Linked DNA regions of Mus musculus: region 2 is linked to region 1. A link is a loop called in an ENCODE intact Hi-C map of the cell type or tissue named here. Cell type or tissue: left cerebral cortex. All regions are shown on one strand.

What was found. Peaks named below come from ENCODE experiments on the same cell type or tissue, not always from the same donor. Only the 100,000 strongest peaks of a DNase experiment are listed, where the experiment ranks them.
Region 2: a loop joins it to region 1, with 5 times the contacts of the local background. A loop is called at or near these places in 2 of 42 quality-filtered maps.

Annotation. Positions count from the first base shown.
Region 1 is chr7:116,157,587-116,165,586 of GRCm38, forward strand. It overlaps Plekha7 (pleckstrin homology domain containing, family A member 7), which reads right to left. Exons shown (of 27, transcript NM_001305185.1): 10 at 6,446-6,910; 11 at 271-793. Among named protein-coding and RNA genes, the nearest start is that of 1110004F10Rik, 68 kb to the left of the region's middle. In left cerebral cortex, a CTCF peak has its summit at 4,104 (motif pointing right); a DNase peak (open chromatin) is centred at 4,115.
Region 2 is chr7:116,205,999-116,213,998 of GRCm38, forward strand. All of the region lies in intron 3 of Plekha7 (pleckstrin homology domain containing, family A member 7), which reads right to left. Among named protein-coding and RNA genes, the nearest start is that of Gm44867, 81 kb to the right of the region's middle. In left cerebral cortex, a CTCF peak has its summit at 375 (motif pointing right); DNase peaks (open chromatin) are centred at 3,067 and 4,492.

The DNA.
Region 1 (8,000 bases):
CAGACTGAGGCCAGGCAAGGAGACCTCAGCCACTCACTACCAGGACTGCCCACCATGCGTCCTTCCATCTCTCTGAGCCCTAGGAGCCTGGTGTCTGAAATGGACACCTTTCTCACTGGGCACAGCACAGCAAACTGAAAGGCCCTGAGAGTTCGACCTCAGCTGGGTTGTTATATTGTTTCCTGACTTACAGGCTGCCAGGCAGCCACCGAGTGACTCTGTCTCTCGATACAAGATCCCAGTCACCTGGTAGAAGTTCCCAGGCCTCACCTTGGCAGCATGACCCCGTGCCTTCCTGGGAGAACCCCCCAGAGAGATGTCCACACTCCTCCTCTGCTCGGGTGGCTTCACTGTGACCCTTTCTGCTGGTGTATGTGGCCGCCGGGGCGGAAAGGGCCTTGGAGGCCCAGGAGGAGGGATGTCAGAAGGAGACGGAGGCACGGAGATGGAGCGGGGCACCTCCAGCAGGCTCCGGCTGCGACCCTGCTCGGTGAACTCTGGGGAGCCAGCTCCTATGGGTGCGGTGGGGCTGCCGTGACGGAACTGCTGCCTCTGCTGCCACTCATAGAGCTGCCACACAGTGCCGTCTCTGTGTGCCCGGCGCTCTTCACTGGACATCTTCAGGTGGCTGGCTCGGTCCTGTGCGTACTTGTAGTCGCTGGGCAGGTTCCGGGGAGGGGGTGACGAGCTCCCAGAAAGATGTCTAGTGCTCTTGGGAAGACTCTGGTAGTTTTCCGGGAAGGACAGGGGCTGGCTGGGACCCTGGCGAGGAAGTGTTTGGTCTAAGGGCAAGCTGAGAAAGACAAAGAACATGTCAGGCCATCACACAAGGCAACACAGCTAAGGAAATCCACAGGGTCATCTTGTGGGGGAGACATCAGGACCCCAAACAGCGACTGACGCAGACACCTGGGGCTTCTCACTGAACCCAGAACCAGTTTTCTCTGAGAGCTGGGACCACGGCAGGGTTCCTGTGCCCATCACTCCTGGAGCGGTGTGGTTAAACCGTCTCTCCTCTCTTACCAGTTGTCAATGACAAGCAAGGTGTGTTGGTCTGGAAGGTCTCAAGAGTTTTCTGGGGTGAGAGGCTCTCCTTCTGCCTGGGAACCTAGCACCAACCCTCAAAACTCACAAAGAAAATGGCTGGAGGCGGGTGGGGAGGGATGTCTTCTCTTTGCTACCCTTCTAACCCAGACACTGGTACCTTCCCTCCTACAGAGAACTCTGAGAGCCTCCTGATGTGTTTCTTGTACATGGTCACCTGATCTCATCACTCCAGTGTGCTCTGAACCTCCTCAGTGCCCTCGAAATCCTTGCCTGGTACTCAGGGCTCTCTAACATCTGATTACAACCTACCCTGAGGTCCCGCTGTTTTCTCACTGCTCCCTCCAGGACTGAGACCAGCAGCCTAGACTGCCAGGGATGGAGGAGCACCCTCACCGCCTCCCCCTCACACACCATGAGCATCCCGCATTGGTTGTCCACCACGGAGCCCCCTACCTCAGTAACTTCTCACTGTGCAAAAAGCAAAAAGTAGGTTTTGAATCTGAATTCTACATACACTGGACATGACTGCAGGAGGCTTACTGACTGCTCTGAGCCTCAGTTTCCCTACCTGTATGTGAGGTAGTATTAGTGCTTCATCTAGGGTTCTGAGTAAGGGAAAATACATCCTGAGAGCCTTAGCATGTTATGCACCTTCCTGACACGGCTTCCCCTCCCTCCATGGACAGGCGTGGTGGTACACACCACCTATAAAAGCAATAAGGAGGTAGAAGTTGGAGGGTAAGAAGTTCAGGATCAGGCTGGAGAGATGGCTCAGCGGTTAAGAGCACCAACTGCTCTTCCAGAGGTCCTGAGTTCAAATCCCAGCAACCACATGGTGGCTCACAACCATCTGTAACAGGATCTGATGCCCTCTTCTGGTGTGTCTGAAGTCAGTGACAGTGGACTCATATGCATTAAATAAGTAAATCAATCTTTAAATAAAGGAAGTTCAGGGGCGTCCTCAGCCGTGCAATAAGTTCTGGGCCATTCTAGGATACAGGAAACATTGTCAAAGACTAGGGGTTGAAGAGATGGCTCAGCAGTCAGAGATTTGCTGCTTTTCCAGAGGGCCCAGGTTCAATCCCCAGCAGCCACAAAAGGTTCATAACAACCTGTAACTCCAGTTCCAGGAGATCTATCTCCCTCTTCTGAATTCCATGGGCATCAGGCATGCACAGCAATGCACAGACATACACTCAGGCAAAACATTCAGAACATAAATTCAAACTTTTTTTTACAGTTTACGGCCAGTGAGATGGCTTAGTACATAGAGTGCTTGCCAAGCAGGCTTGATAATCTGAACTAAATCCCCAGAACCAACGGTGGCAGGAGAGAATGGACTCCCAAAAGTGTTCTTCTAAATGCTGTATGTGCATTGCAGCATCCATGTGCCTGCTCAAGTGTGTGTGCGCTCCCCCCACCTCTGTCTGTCTGTCTGTCTGTCTGCTCTCTCTCTCTCTCTCTCTCTCTCTAAGTTCTTTTTTGTTGTCGTTTGCTTTTTTCAGTCTAATCTGCAAGGTAGTGTGACCTTGTAAAGAGAATAGGCTCTGGGATTACAGAAGCCTGGGTTCAAATCCTAACTCTGTCTCATCAACTTCACATGGCAAACTTATAACAAAAACATCACTGTGTGTCAGTCATTGCTCTGGGATGATGCTAACTCTGAGTATATGGTCAGTGGAGGCGGCAGCAGCAGCAGCAATACCTGAGGCTTTATTCAAAGGGCAGGCTCCTGAATTAAGCCAGTCACTGCATGTTCTCGCTTGTACATGGGATGCAGAGAAGCAAAGAGTAAGGCTGGCGATGGCAGAGATGAAGCAGGAGATGTTGGTCAGCTGTGCAGACTTTCACGTGAGCATGTATCAGAGCCCCACTGTACACAACATGGGGACCACAGCTAATAATAATAACTTCAGAATTCTCAAAGAACAGAGTGATTATTGCTACCACATTACATAAGGATATGTGGGTGAGGTGATGAATATTAATGTTTCAACAGCTTCACAATGTATGCATATACCAAAATCTCCCATCTGTTCCATCAATATATAACTATTACTTTTTCAAATGTATGATTATGTTTGTGTGTGTATGCACATGTGTTGGAGTGGGCACACCCATGTATGTTTGTGTCTGGAGGCCAGAAGAGGACATCAAGGGTCCTGCTCTAACATTCTCTGCCCCCTTCCCTTGAGACAGTGTCTCTCCCTAGCCTAGAACTTCTTGTCTGACTAAGGCAGCTGGCCAGTGAGCTCCCAGATCCATCTGTCTGCCCCCTAACACTGGGATTGCCTGACATGGGTGGAACTGCACAAGAATCACTCGTGCCAAGTGTCATTTCTCTACTCCCATAGTTATTACTTTTGGTTAAAAGTAAAAGCTGGAGAGATGCCTTAGCACTGGCTGCTCTTACAAAGGACCTGGGTTCAATTCTCAGCACCGACATGGTGGCTCACAACCATCTGTAACTCCAGTTCCAGGGGCTCTGACTCTCTTTTCTGACCTCTGCAGACAGCAGGAACACACACACATGGTACACATAAAATAAAATAAAATAAATCTTTTTTAAAAATCTTAGAAATACAGGATAGAGATATAATTCAGTTTTAACAGTCTTTGTCTAATATCCACAAAGCCCTGGGTTCAACTCCCAGTGTGGCATAAACAGACCAGAAGCCAGTCTGGGATCAAGACCCTATATAAAATATAATTTCAAAATGTAGGTCTTTCAGCCCAGGAGATCTATGAATAATAACCTCTGGGCAGGGTACTTTCACCCTGTTAAACAGCCCCAGAGGTTGAAGGATGCTATTCCAATCCTAGTACATCACTCATATCGTCTGACCTCACGTCCATCTCTTCTGCTCTACCCTCACTCGCCTCTCTGCACAACGTGGATAATAAGCCCCTCTGACTCACCATCGTGAGGGACAGAAATAGGTGCCATCAAATATGGCAGCTTCCCTTTCTCAGTTTCTTTTCATTCAGTTGAGGTAATTTTAAGATCACTTCAACCCAAACCTGTCTAGCATGCAGGTGTGCCTGCTTGCCACTAGGTGGCAGAGGTTTTCCATTCATTTTCCCAAAGCCCACGTCTAATGTGGTAGCAGCTCCCAAATCCTCAGAGGTGGGTGGTGGCCGAAGCAGTCAGCAGATGTGGGACTGCTCCGTCCATCTGTCTCTACAGCCTATGCAGAGTACCTGCCTACCATGTTTAGATGGTCACAGTCCCCCATTCCCACTATTAAGTATCCCAAATCCGGAGGCTGTCCTCAGTCCCTGCTTCCCACTTATGCACTGTCTACCATTTGGGGAGACCTCAGACATTAGTAGGATGGTGGCCACTGGCTCCTGCAGCCAAACTATAATGATTAACTGGCTAGTGGAGGGAGGGGCAGGATAGGTCCCAGGAGCAGGTGGGTGCTCCTGGGGCAGCCTCTGTCTTGACAACAGACATGTGTCCAACCTGGCCTTACATAGTCCTGTATTAGGAACCACCTGCCCTGTGGTTCCAAAACCAGAAAAATTAAACAGGATATCCTGAGAAAGTGGCTGCAAGACAGTCACGCCAAATGTAAGGTCAACTTTTGTGACTGCTCCTGTTTGCTGAAGAAATCCCTCACCCTCGCTTCCACGTCAATCATGCAAGCCTTTCATTTCCTATTGTGTTCCCTCTGATCGGCTTTTAATCCCTGGCCCCACCCACCTTTTTATTTTATAAGTACACTTTACTTTAAACACTGGGTGCCGGTGAAAGTAGAAGGCGAGGACTCTAAGTACCGGTATGTAAGACTCTTGCTAACCCCATCCCAACAGCGTTAAATTACAGGAGATGCAATCTAGATATATCTCAAATATGGGGATAAGTGAGAAATAGTTCCCTATGTGGACTTCCTTCCAATGCCTCTGTGTGCTCTGTCCAGTGACAAGGAGGTCAGCACAGTCTTACAACACACTAAGGTGAGATAGCTGGCTTCTTTATCTGTGTTTTCAAATGGAAAATGGAGGAAGTTCCTTCACTAAGGAGCCAGACCCATTGGTCACTTACCATAGGAAATTACCATATACTTATATATATTTTCGTGAGTGTGTGTGCATGTATGTGTGTGTATGCGTGTATGTGTGTATGTGCATGTATGTGTGTGTGTGTAGAACAGACTGGCCTGGAACTTACAGCCACCCTCTAGTGATTACAGACATGTGCCATGAAACCCAGCTACATAATCTTTAAGGACAAATATCTGGGAACACGGGGTGCAGCCCCTTTAGGACGGTACAACCCCAGGGCCAATGTGCATCTTCTCTGCACTCTGCTTTCAGCCTCAGTGCCACTGCCTCTCCTCCCCTTGCTGATCCCCCTCCCTTCAGCTCCCTGACACACACCACCTTTGTGCCTTCCACAGGGCAGGCCATTGTGGCGAGGAATAACGAGGTCTGTGGGTGGTGAGAGCCTTGTGGAGTCCCATTTCATCAACAACGAGTTAGAAGCTCAATGGTCTAATTTTTTTTTTTTTTTTGCAAGGACTTTCTCCCATGAAAAGGTCTCGAGAGCCAGGCATTCTGGTGGCTCCTTCATTCCTACTGTCCACTGCCTTCAGATTTAAACTCTGAAACTAGCTCTGGCTGGGTGGGGTGTGCACGTCTTTCCTCATGGTACTTGGGAGGTAGAGGCAGGTGGAGCTCTATGAGTTCAAGGCCAGCTTGGTCTACACAGTGAGTTCCAGGCCAAACAGGCTACATAATGAGACCTTGTCTAAAAAGAAAAAAGAAAGAAAGGGTCTAGAGAGATGGCTTGGCTGTTAAAGAGCACTTGCTGCTCCTGCGGAGGCTTCAGGCTTAGTTCCCAGCATCCATCCACATGGTACTGTTTCTAACTCCAGTTCTAGGGGAACTAATGCCCTCTTTTGGTCTCTATGGGCACTAGCCCATATCTGGTACTCAGACATGCATGCAGGGAAACACCCATAAACATAAAATGTTTTTCTTCAAATGAGCCCCTACCAATGACAGGATGAGTTTCCACAATACCTGGGTTCTTCCCGGGGCTCCTCCAGGCATCTGGGAGGTGACACCTGGGTCTCAGTGCTCTCAAGAGTCTACAGAGACTCCTTGGAAGCAGAGGGACAGCAGTGCAAAGCTGATCAGCTACTGACACTGTTGGCCATCTGTGTCCACAGACCACACTCTAAACACAGCCTTGCCACTAAGCTGTGTGTCCTAGGTAGGCTACCTCCCTTCTCCAAGCCCATTTCTCTGGTCTGTAAATTAGAGCTACCACCTTCCTGTGGAGGACTGTTAAGGTTATTCACATAGAGGTAGAGCGGTTAATTAGCTGAGCAGGTACTGGAGAAATGACAGCACCCGACCGGCCCCACCCTTGTTATCACATTAGACTAACCTCCTGCCGTCCCCCTTCTGAGCTTTTGTCCAGTGCTCTGCCTGGGCCAGGCCGGTCTTCCTCTGGCTGTGTTTTTCTGGGTTGGCCCTGGGAGGAGCAGTCCGCTGGTACCCATTGGTCCCATTCTGTTCTCCCAGGCCATAAGGTGGCACCCCGTTCTTCTCGGCTCGCTGTGGCTGTGCTTGCTGGCCTCGGGGCCCACCAGGTAGATCGACAAACAAGGCATCCTCCTCAGCTGGCAAGTATGGGGACCTGGCCTTGCTCCTGTCCCTCCTGCCCTCCAGTGGGTCTCTTTGAGCACGGAAGCGTTCCTCCTCCTGCTCCCTCCTGTTGAAGCCATAGGAGTCCTCATAGCCTCGACGAGGACAGTCTCTCGAGTGCCCAGGTCCCACGTGGCCACATTCTTGGCAGGCGTCAGTGTGGTTGGCCTGTGGCATGGCCTGCCGCTCCACCTTGTCCACGTCCCTGTAATGGCAGCAGCACATTCAGCCCACAGCACAGCCGAGACTTCCAGGAAACATTATCTACTTTATCTCAGAGCATCCCTCCACCCCTAACCCAAGCTCAGTCCTTTCTCCTACTGTCGGAACCTGGCTTAAGTGCCACTTCTTCCAGAAGGCCGCTCCTGACACACTCCTCAGTGTAAATGGGACTACGGCCTGACACCATCACCACACTGAAACGGCTGCTCCAGAGCCATACTCTAGTTTCTGCCACCTACTGTCTTTCCACTCATGGCCCTCACCCCCACCCACAAGCCCGGCCAGCTTGGGGAGAGGTACTGGTGACAACTAAAACTGTGAGCTGAGGATAGAGGAGGGACTCTGTGACACTGGACATGGTTCTTCTGTCAAGGCCTGCCACACTGAAAGCCTCCTAAGGACAGGTCCTACCCTAGTTCTGCATGCGGCCCCATCACTCAGGACAGAACAATGGCTCACTGGAGTCAGAAGAAGACACTCCAACACAGATGGGAAAATGAGCAGGAATTCAGATGGGGCATTAGTCTAGCTATGTTCCAGGGTAAAAAGGTCCTGCCCTTCCAATACAGGGCTTGTATGATGGTTTAGCCAGGACTGTTTGGGCTTTGATCTGGGAGCACACAGCAGAACACTCCTGTATTTAAACCATGATGATCAGAGCCCCAGGACCACCCAGAACCTCGGCTCTCCGGGGTGAGTACAGATTAAAGCTAGTCTAGGGAACAAGAAACATTTAATACCCTACACAGTGGCTACTTCTTGTTGTATGCGGATCTAACTGTGGGCACGCAGACCCAAACAAGGCAGTCACACTTGCCACTGTCAATGTTCGAATGCCTTCTCCACAGAAACCCCAAGTTATGCAGAAATAAAGTTTCTCTGTACTTCTCTACTGTCTGTCTGTCTGTCTGTCTGTCTGTCTGTCTATCTTCTCTGTGTAGCCCTGGCAGTCCTGGAACTCACTCTGTAGGCCAGGCTGTCCTCGAACTCAGAGATCCACCTGCCTCTGCCTCTTAAGTGCTGGGATTAAAGGTATGTGCCCCCGACTTCTCTACAATTTTTTTTTAATTTAC
Region 2 (8,000 bases), 48 kb after region 1:
TAGAAATGTATTTATTCCTTTTCCCCTCTAGAATTTCCTCCACATTATTGGACCAGAGAAATTGCTGGCAGGGAAGTGGTGTCTCTCTAGAACCCAGGAAACAGCCCAAAGCCTTGCAGGTAGGAACAGCATCGTAATGAGGAAAGCAACAAGAGGCAGGAGTATCCACATTACCGTACTCAGTAACCTACTACATCCTGACTTTGGCCCTTCACTCTGTCAAGGGCAGGCTGGGCTGGGGAAAATCAACACACAGATCTGAGGCAATGATTGTCAACCTTCCTAGTGCTGCAACCCCTTAATACAATTCCTCATGTCATTGTAACCCAAACCATAAAATAACTTTTTAAAAAGATTTATTAATTATTATATATAAGTACACTGTAGCAGTCTTCAGACACACCAGAAGAGGGCATCAGATCTCATTACAGGTGGTTGTGAGCCACCATGTGGTTCCTGGGATTTGAACTCAGGACCTTCGGAAGAGCAGTCAGTGCGCTTACCCGCTAAGCCATCTCGCCAGCCCAAAATAACTTTTTATTGCTACTTCATAACTGTTATCTTGCTGCTGTTTTGAATTGCAAGATGCTTACAATCCTAAGAATGCCTGTGTTTTCCGATGGTCCTAGGTGGCCCCTGTGAAAGGGTCATTTGAGCCCCACCTACCAAGGGGTTGGAACTTACAGGAACTTACAGAATCACTGATCTGAGCCAGGCATGGTGGCGCACGCCTTTAATCCCAGCACTTGGGGGGGTGGGGGGGGCAGAGGCAGGCGGATTTCTGAGTTCAAGACCAGCCTGGTCTACAAAGTGAGTTCCAGGACAGCCAGGGCTACACAGAGAAATCCTGTCTCGAAAAGCCAAATTTAAAAAAAAAAAAAAAAAAAAAAGAATCACTGATCTGAAGGCTCACTGTGCCCAGAGCCCAGGGGACATCTCCAGGAATTAAAGCATGGGGCCTTTGTTTACCAGGTTGTCAGAGGCAACCCAGCCACATTCCAATGGGAGGAGTCTCCTGTAGTAACTCCTGTGTTGTACCCTATCTGGTCCCCATGATCAGGTTACCCAGCACCTTTCAACCTCCCCAGTCAGGACCTCCTGCCTGGCTAAGCCTACCGTTTACTATGCATCCACTCCAAGGGACTTCTAGCCATAGAATTAACAGTTCTGGAGACCCCGGAGGGGACCTGCAGAACAGTACTTTTCCTTGGTCCGCTATCTATGCAGGACTCAGGGAAGGAGGGCCCCACTCTACCTCAGAACTAAGGACTCAGACTCTCAGAAGAGGGTGGAATGGGATGGCTTCGGAAACCCCCACCTAAACAGTTTCCTGTTTTATTTCCCAATTGTGTCCATTCAGGAAGGGAGTCCTGTTTGAGGAACACAGCAGGAAGACGGGGCCTGACCACAGCAACCCCAAGAACCCAGAGTTTCCACTGTACACACCATGACCACACTGGCAACACCCTGACAGAATCTTCTAGCTTGATTCTGGGATTTCTTTCTTTTCTTTTTTCCTTTTGATTTTCAAGCATTAATTGGGGCAGGAGAGAGGAATGGGTAAGAGGGACGCATCAGTTAGTGGAAGAAAGTGAGCCTGAAGCCAGAACTGGGCTCAAACTTTGGTTCCACCCAGCAGTGTGGACACTTTATAGAAAGCTTCTCCATGATGTGATATCTGGCAGCAAGGCGGCCACAAGGTTTCTTATTGGGGTCCACCCCACCCCACCCCACCCGAGGGAATCCTGAAGATGCTCCACAGCCCCAGCAGGGAGCCCACCATGTCGGTGTCTCAGACTTCTCCCACAGAGAGTCAAAACTGGAGACTGGTGGTAGACATAGATACCAATGAAAGATGGGTATCCAGAACAGTAACTCTAGTGAGCATAGCCCATTCTTTTATTTTAAAATTTTATTTTCTTGGGGCTAGGGAGATGGCTCAGCTGTTAAGAGCACTTACTGCTCTTCCAGTGGCTCTGAGTTCAATTCCCAGCAACCACACTATCTGTAATGGGATCCAATGCTCTTTTCTGGTGTGTCTGAAGACAGCTACAGTGTACTCATATATATATAATCTTTTAAAACATTATTTTCTTATTTTTCACTATGTATATTTATATGTATCTGCATGTGGATATATTCACTTGAGTACAGGTATCCATGGAAGCCAAAGAGGGTGTTAGGTCTCCCTGGAATTACAAGCAGATGTAGGTGCTGAAAACCATACCCAGGTCCTCTGGAGGACCACTAAGTGCTCCTAACCATTGGGCCATCTCCCAGCCCGCACATCACTCTCTCTATCACACTCTACTCCAGGCCTCTCCCACATGGATATGACCTAGGAGGCGGGTACCGTTCTCTTCGTTTCATGAAGGAAGAAACTGAGGATCAGAACCACTAAGAGATTTGTAGAAGATCACACAGCTAGAGAGGGCTGGGGCCAGAGTTCAACCCAGGCCCTCTAACCGAACAGCTTGGGGGGGGGGGGGCGCAAATGTTGGACTATTCTCCGTCAGACATTAAGGCAAGGGCTGAGGATGTGGCTCAGTTTGCAGAGTGCCTGGCCATTGTGCACAGGGCCCTTGGCCTCCATCCCTGGCACATCTTGCAACATCAGCACTTACCCCATAATCCAAGCACTCAGGAGGTGAAGGCAGAAGCATCAAAAAGTCAAAGTGACACTTGGTGACATATCAAGTTTGAGGCTAGCCTGAGCTACATGAGCTCCTGCCCCCACCCCCGAAAGGAAAAAGACAACAAGGCAAAAATCAATTCTTTATATTGCCAAGGCAAGAAGGAAGGAGAAGATGCTCTTACTAGACTCTCCACCCTCTGGAAACAACCCCAGGCCTCTACTTCCCCATGGAAGTCCCAGCAGTTTGGACTGCATGAAGATAGTCTGGAACTTGCTGGTGGTCTTTCACTAGCAAGGCCTCTTACCTTTGAAGAGGACCGTGTAAAGAAATGAGTGCACACAGCATCCTTCCTCGCGCCTCCCACTCTACAGACAGCTGCACATCACTGCCTCTGAATCACATCTTGAAACGAAGCCTTTCCCAATACAGGCTCTGTTCCCCAGTGTCAAACTATGTGGGCAGGAAGGGACGCAGACAGCAGAGAGCTTGCTCAGTGAATGGCTTTCTCGGCTGCGTGATGGTATCTGATGCATGTTAAATGCCTCCCTGCAAGTCCCCAAGTGTCTATTAATCAGTCAACCAAGAACAGAGGGCTCCAAGGGAGAACCTGCCACTGCAGAAGAAACCGAATTGTGGGCAGGATCCTGGCTAATGCATAGGGGCAGAGGGCTGTGGTCAGTACGGTACTCTGAGGGAGTTGGGCCCACCAGTCACAAGGTAAGATAACAGAAACACCATCTACAGACAGGAACAAAAGTCTACCCCTTCCCAGGTTTACCTGGGCACTGGTTGAGCCAAAAAGAGAACTTACTCAACTGTCTAAAGGAGACATGTGAACCAGTGCAAAAGCACACAGCTCTAGTCCCTCCGGCTGGGGGAGCCTGGGGTGGGAGGACGCTTGGGTCTAGGAGTTTGAGGTCAGTCTGAATAATATTATAAGATTTTATTTCAAAAATAAATAGAGCTGAAAGTTGCTATGTCAGTAAAGTATTTGCACAGGCAAGAGGTTCAGAGCTCCGTTCTTAGAATCCATGTAAAAAGTCAGGTGTGGTGGCGCTCTGGTAACCTCAGTGCCAGGGAAGGCAGGGAGGGGATCCTTGGAGCTCACTGACCACCCGGCCAGTCTGGACGAAATCAGTGAGCCTCAGGTTCCAGTGTGAAAGCCAGCCTCAAACACAAAGTGGGCAGTGTCTGAGGAAGGACGCCTGAGGTTATCCTCTAGCCTCACACACACACCACGCGCATGTACTGTACACATAACACTTGTATGGTCTGGGGGGAGGTTAGAGAGAAGTAAGACAAAAGAGAAACGCAGAAAACTCATTTGTTCTTCCTCAGTTTCCCTTACACTGGGAAAGTCAACTCCCGACTCAGAGGCACACACCAAGCTCTGCATTTCCCCTCCTTCCACCACAGCCAGTCAGCCAGAAACCCCACAGCTAGCCTGTCTTTACTGTCTACAACTATGGCTCTGCCAGCATCCTGTGTGGTGGCTGCAGAGTCCCCACTGTGCGGCGATGGCAGAGGTCTGGTGGCAGCATTATCTCCGGGGCAAGGCTCCTGAGTGCATTCAAGGGAAGGGCTGTGGGGATGGCACCTCTGTCCAAAAGGCTGCTGGCTGCTATCACCTTCTGGGAGTTCTCACGAGCACCTTGCACGTGTTGCTTTTGCTTTGGGAACACAGAGCAATTAGAAAGGGACTCAGACTTCATGCCTGCAACTGCGGCTGTCGTGGGAGGGTCTGCCCTTGCAGGCACACATGTGGCTCAGATGTGAATTTAAAAGGCGATTAAGGAAATATGCAGTTTGGTATTGAAGGCCTCTCAGGGGGTGAGGAAAATGGCAAATGCTCATTTCAGGGCTCTGGGTGGCAATCACTCCCTACTCCCAGAGCATTCAGTCATCACCATGACAACCACCCAAAGTCTTCCTTCCTCTGTGGCAAAGACAATAGAAATTTTAATTAAGGCCATTCCTTTTTTTTTTTTTTTTAATCAGTTGGAAGAAAACATCCACGAAATGTTATCCAGAAAAATACGACCAGAAACAGTTTAGGAATTCGGCAATATTTTCACTGCTTTGCACAAATCACATGACCCTCTCCCCGCATCCCCAAAGCCTAGTCTCCGTCTGCCTCAATGTCTCAGAGTTTATAGGGTTCACACATTTAGATTTGTCTGGATATTTGATCTAACATCATAAAGCTGTGTAAATTCCAATTTAATTTTCTGGCTATGACTGAGAACAGGGTTCTAACTATTTTTATCTCAGTCATAAATTCAAAAGGTCTGATACACTTTCATTAGGCTTCGGTGCTCAATGGCCTCTGGACTGACAGACCTGGATCTCTGTGGTGCACTCTGTGTGATCCTGGGCTAGCTTTTTACCTTCTCTAGATCCTACCTGGAAGACAGAGTAGGAACGGCACTGTGAAACATGTCAGTAAGAAGCAGTAGTGATCATTTTATACATATGCACAGTGAGCTGTCAATTAGAATAATGAAACAAAGTCATTATTATTTTGCCCCAAGTAACAAAGGAGCCCTGGTCCTGCCTTCCTATGAAATACATCTGGAATGCACTGGCTTCTCTCCCGCCTCTATCCTAAACCCAGGCTCTGTATCACTCACTTGCATTATCCTAACATCTCCTGCCTAAGCTCTTTGCTTCTAGACCCTTTTGCACAGTCCTCATGACCAATCAACTGCTCACTCTTCTCTATGTGAACTTCCAATACGATTTTCAGGGTATGGGGGGTGGGAGGAGACACTGGGTTTTACTGGAAAACATTCTTACTCTAAAGGCCTCTGAAATAAATGGGGGGGGGGGGCTAGAAAATAATGTTGACCAGTGAGGTGGTTTAGCTGATAAAGGCCTTGCTGGCAAGCCCGACACCGAAGAACTCACGTGAAGGGAGTTTATTAACTTTGGAAGGTTGTTCTCTTACCTCCACATGTGCACAGTAATAATGCATACACAAATACACACGTGTGCATGCACTCAGATACACATGGTTTTTAATGAGAAGGGAAATCTCATGAAGGGTGATTTGTCAAGGGCAAAGACCCTTCCTAAGTCTAACAGCAAGACTGGAATCTTGCTCTGCGGACCTGGGTGGAACAAGGAGCCACAGGGCTGTGGGCAGGCGGGGAAGCAGGTAGTTCAGTAGATGGGGTGCCTGGAGCAGGCACTCTGTGGAACTGCCTTTCATTTGCTTCCACCGTGGCAGAGAGACCTCACATGCAGACAGATGCCCCTGCACGCTCTGAACAGAAAGGCTTTGAAGGCCCAGAGATGGATCTGCCAGCCCTAGGAATGCAGGTCACCCTGCCTGCTGCCAGTGTCTGTGTGGTAGGGAGGAACTACGCATAGTTCAGCTCTCACAGCTGAGAGCCCTCGCTGGATCTGACTGTGTGGCTGCACACTCTTCTCTCAAGCATGCAGCACATGCAATGCTGGCCGGCTCGCATGCCGGGATGACACAGTGAAACGGCGGTCTTAGGAACACAGACACTCTGACCTGCCTTCCCTGGACTCCTGGGTGTCTTGTTACAGCTCTACTTCCACTGGCCTGATGGCTTGGCCCCACCACCATCAGGATAATCTCCTCCTTGTCACGAAGTTCATGCATGTTTATACAGGTCAAAATGATGAGAATTGGTCACGTCCTTAGTGATCTGGCAGGCCAGGAAGAAAGAAGATAAAAAGCAGGAGGCTCCAAGCAAAGGCTCCTCACTGGGTTCGTCAGGTCGTCACCTATGAGACCAGTCTCTTTTGCCCCCCCCAACCCCCCAAAAAAACCCAAAACAAACAAACAAAAAACAAACAAACAAAACCCTATTTTCCTAGAATAGAAACTCTAAATTTAATTTTTAAGTTGCTCAGCACATGGAAGCCATATATAACCCAGAGGAATATGTACGGCATGAAAGTTTATTTTTCGCTTGTTATTTACAAAAAGTAATAATATGCAGCCCTTAGCAAAAATAAAAAAATAAATAAGTAAACCTAGAAAAGGAGAAATGCTGAGGGGGGAAATCACTTCTAGGTCCACTGGCACTCTCGTCTGAGAGCTAAATAATTAATTTTGTGCTAAAGCAAGCCTGTTTCCCCTTGTAGATTCTATTGAAGATGAACTAATAAAAGCCAACGTTTCCAAAAAAAATAATTGTGTGGAAGTCTGCCACTCTCTTCGCAACTCTACCATCAGGAACTCATTTGTTAGGGTGAGTGTGGGTCTTCCCAGCATGTCTGCTGGGGTGGAAAGAACATGAAGGACAGACAGCTTTATGGAGACAGTTCACAAATCAGTCACCACTTGCTCCTCTATCCAATCTTCTAGCCGCCATCACCACCATGCCCACTCCATCTCTGGGCAACAATTAATCTATTTTCTATCTTCACGAACGTCTCCTCCTCTGAATAATAGCAGGGTAATATATTGGGTCACCTTTTGTGACTAGCTTCCTTCACTTAAAATAAATCTTTTAAGGTTCATCCTTGTGACATTATCAACATTTCGTTCCTTTTCATTGCCAGGTAATATTCCATTGTAGACATATATCACAGTTTTTCTTTCACTCAGCTGGTGGACATCTGGGTCAGACTATATTCACCTTTAGGATATCACAGATAATGCTGCTGTGGACAACGTATGGGAACTTATGTTCTCATTTCTCCTGGGAGTAGAATTCATCAGTTTTACGGAAATTCTACATTTAAACTTCCGAGAAGCATCAGACTGGCTCCCTCAGTGGCTCCCCAACATGCACCAACCCTAGTTAGCCACTCATCACTAAAATGCAGAAGGCCTCCAATCTGAGTTCTCGCCATCCATGGTTCCAGCACTAACTCTCAACCAAGACCCCAAAACGTTAAATGGGAAAATAAATGATTCCTGAGTTTGAAGCCGTGTGCTGTTCTGAGTCATATAATAAAAATCTTGCAAGTCTGCTTCATCCCGCCCCAGACGTGAACCATCCTTTGTCCATCATATCAGGCTGCTAGTAGGACCTGCTCATTAACCACCTGGCATCATCTTGGTTATCAAACTATCTCAGCATCACAAGGTAATATATACTCAACTAACCTGCATTCTACTTAATAACAGTCACCAATAGCAGGAAATGTGCTGCCAAGTTGGACACAGAATTACAAATACCCATGATCCCTAGCTCCCTGGGAGGCTGAGGGGGAGCCTCACAATCTCCAGGTCAGCCTAGGCTACAGAGAGACCCACAGAGGTAGTGACAGGAAGGGGGCAGCAAGTCTGGGAGGAGAGGCAGGCTTTGGTGCTGTGTGGTGGCACTGCAGAGCACTAGGGGAGAAGCACTGGGCTGCCGGGTTCACCATCCCTAGGTGTGT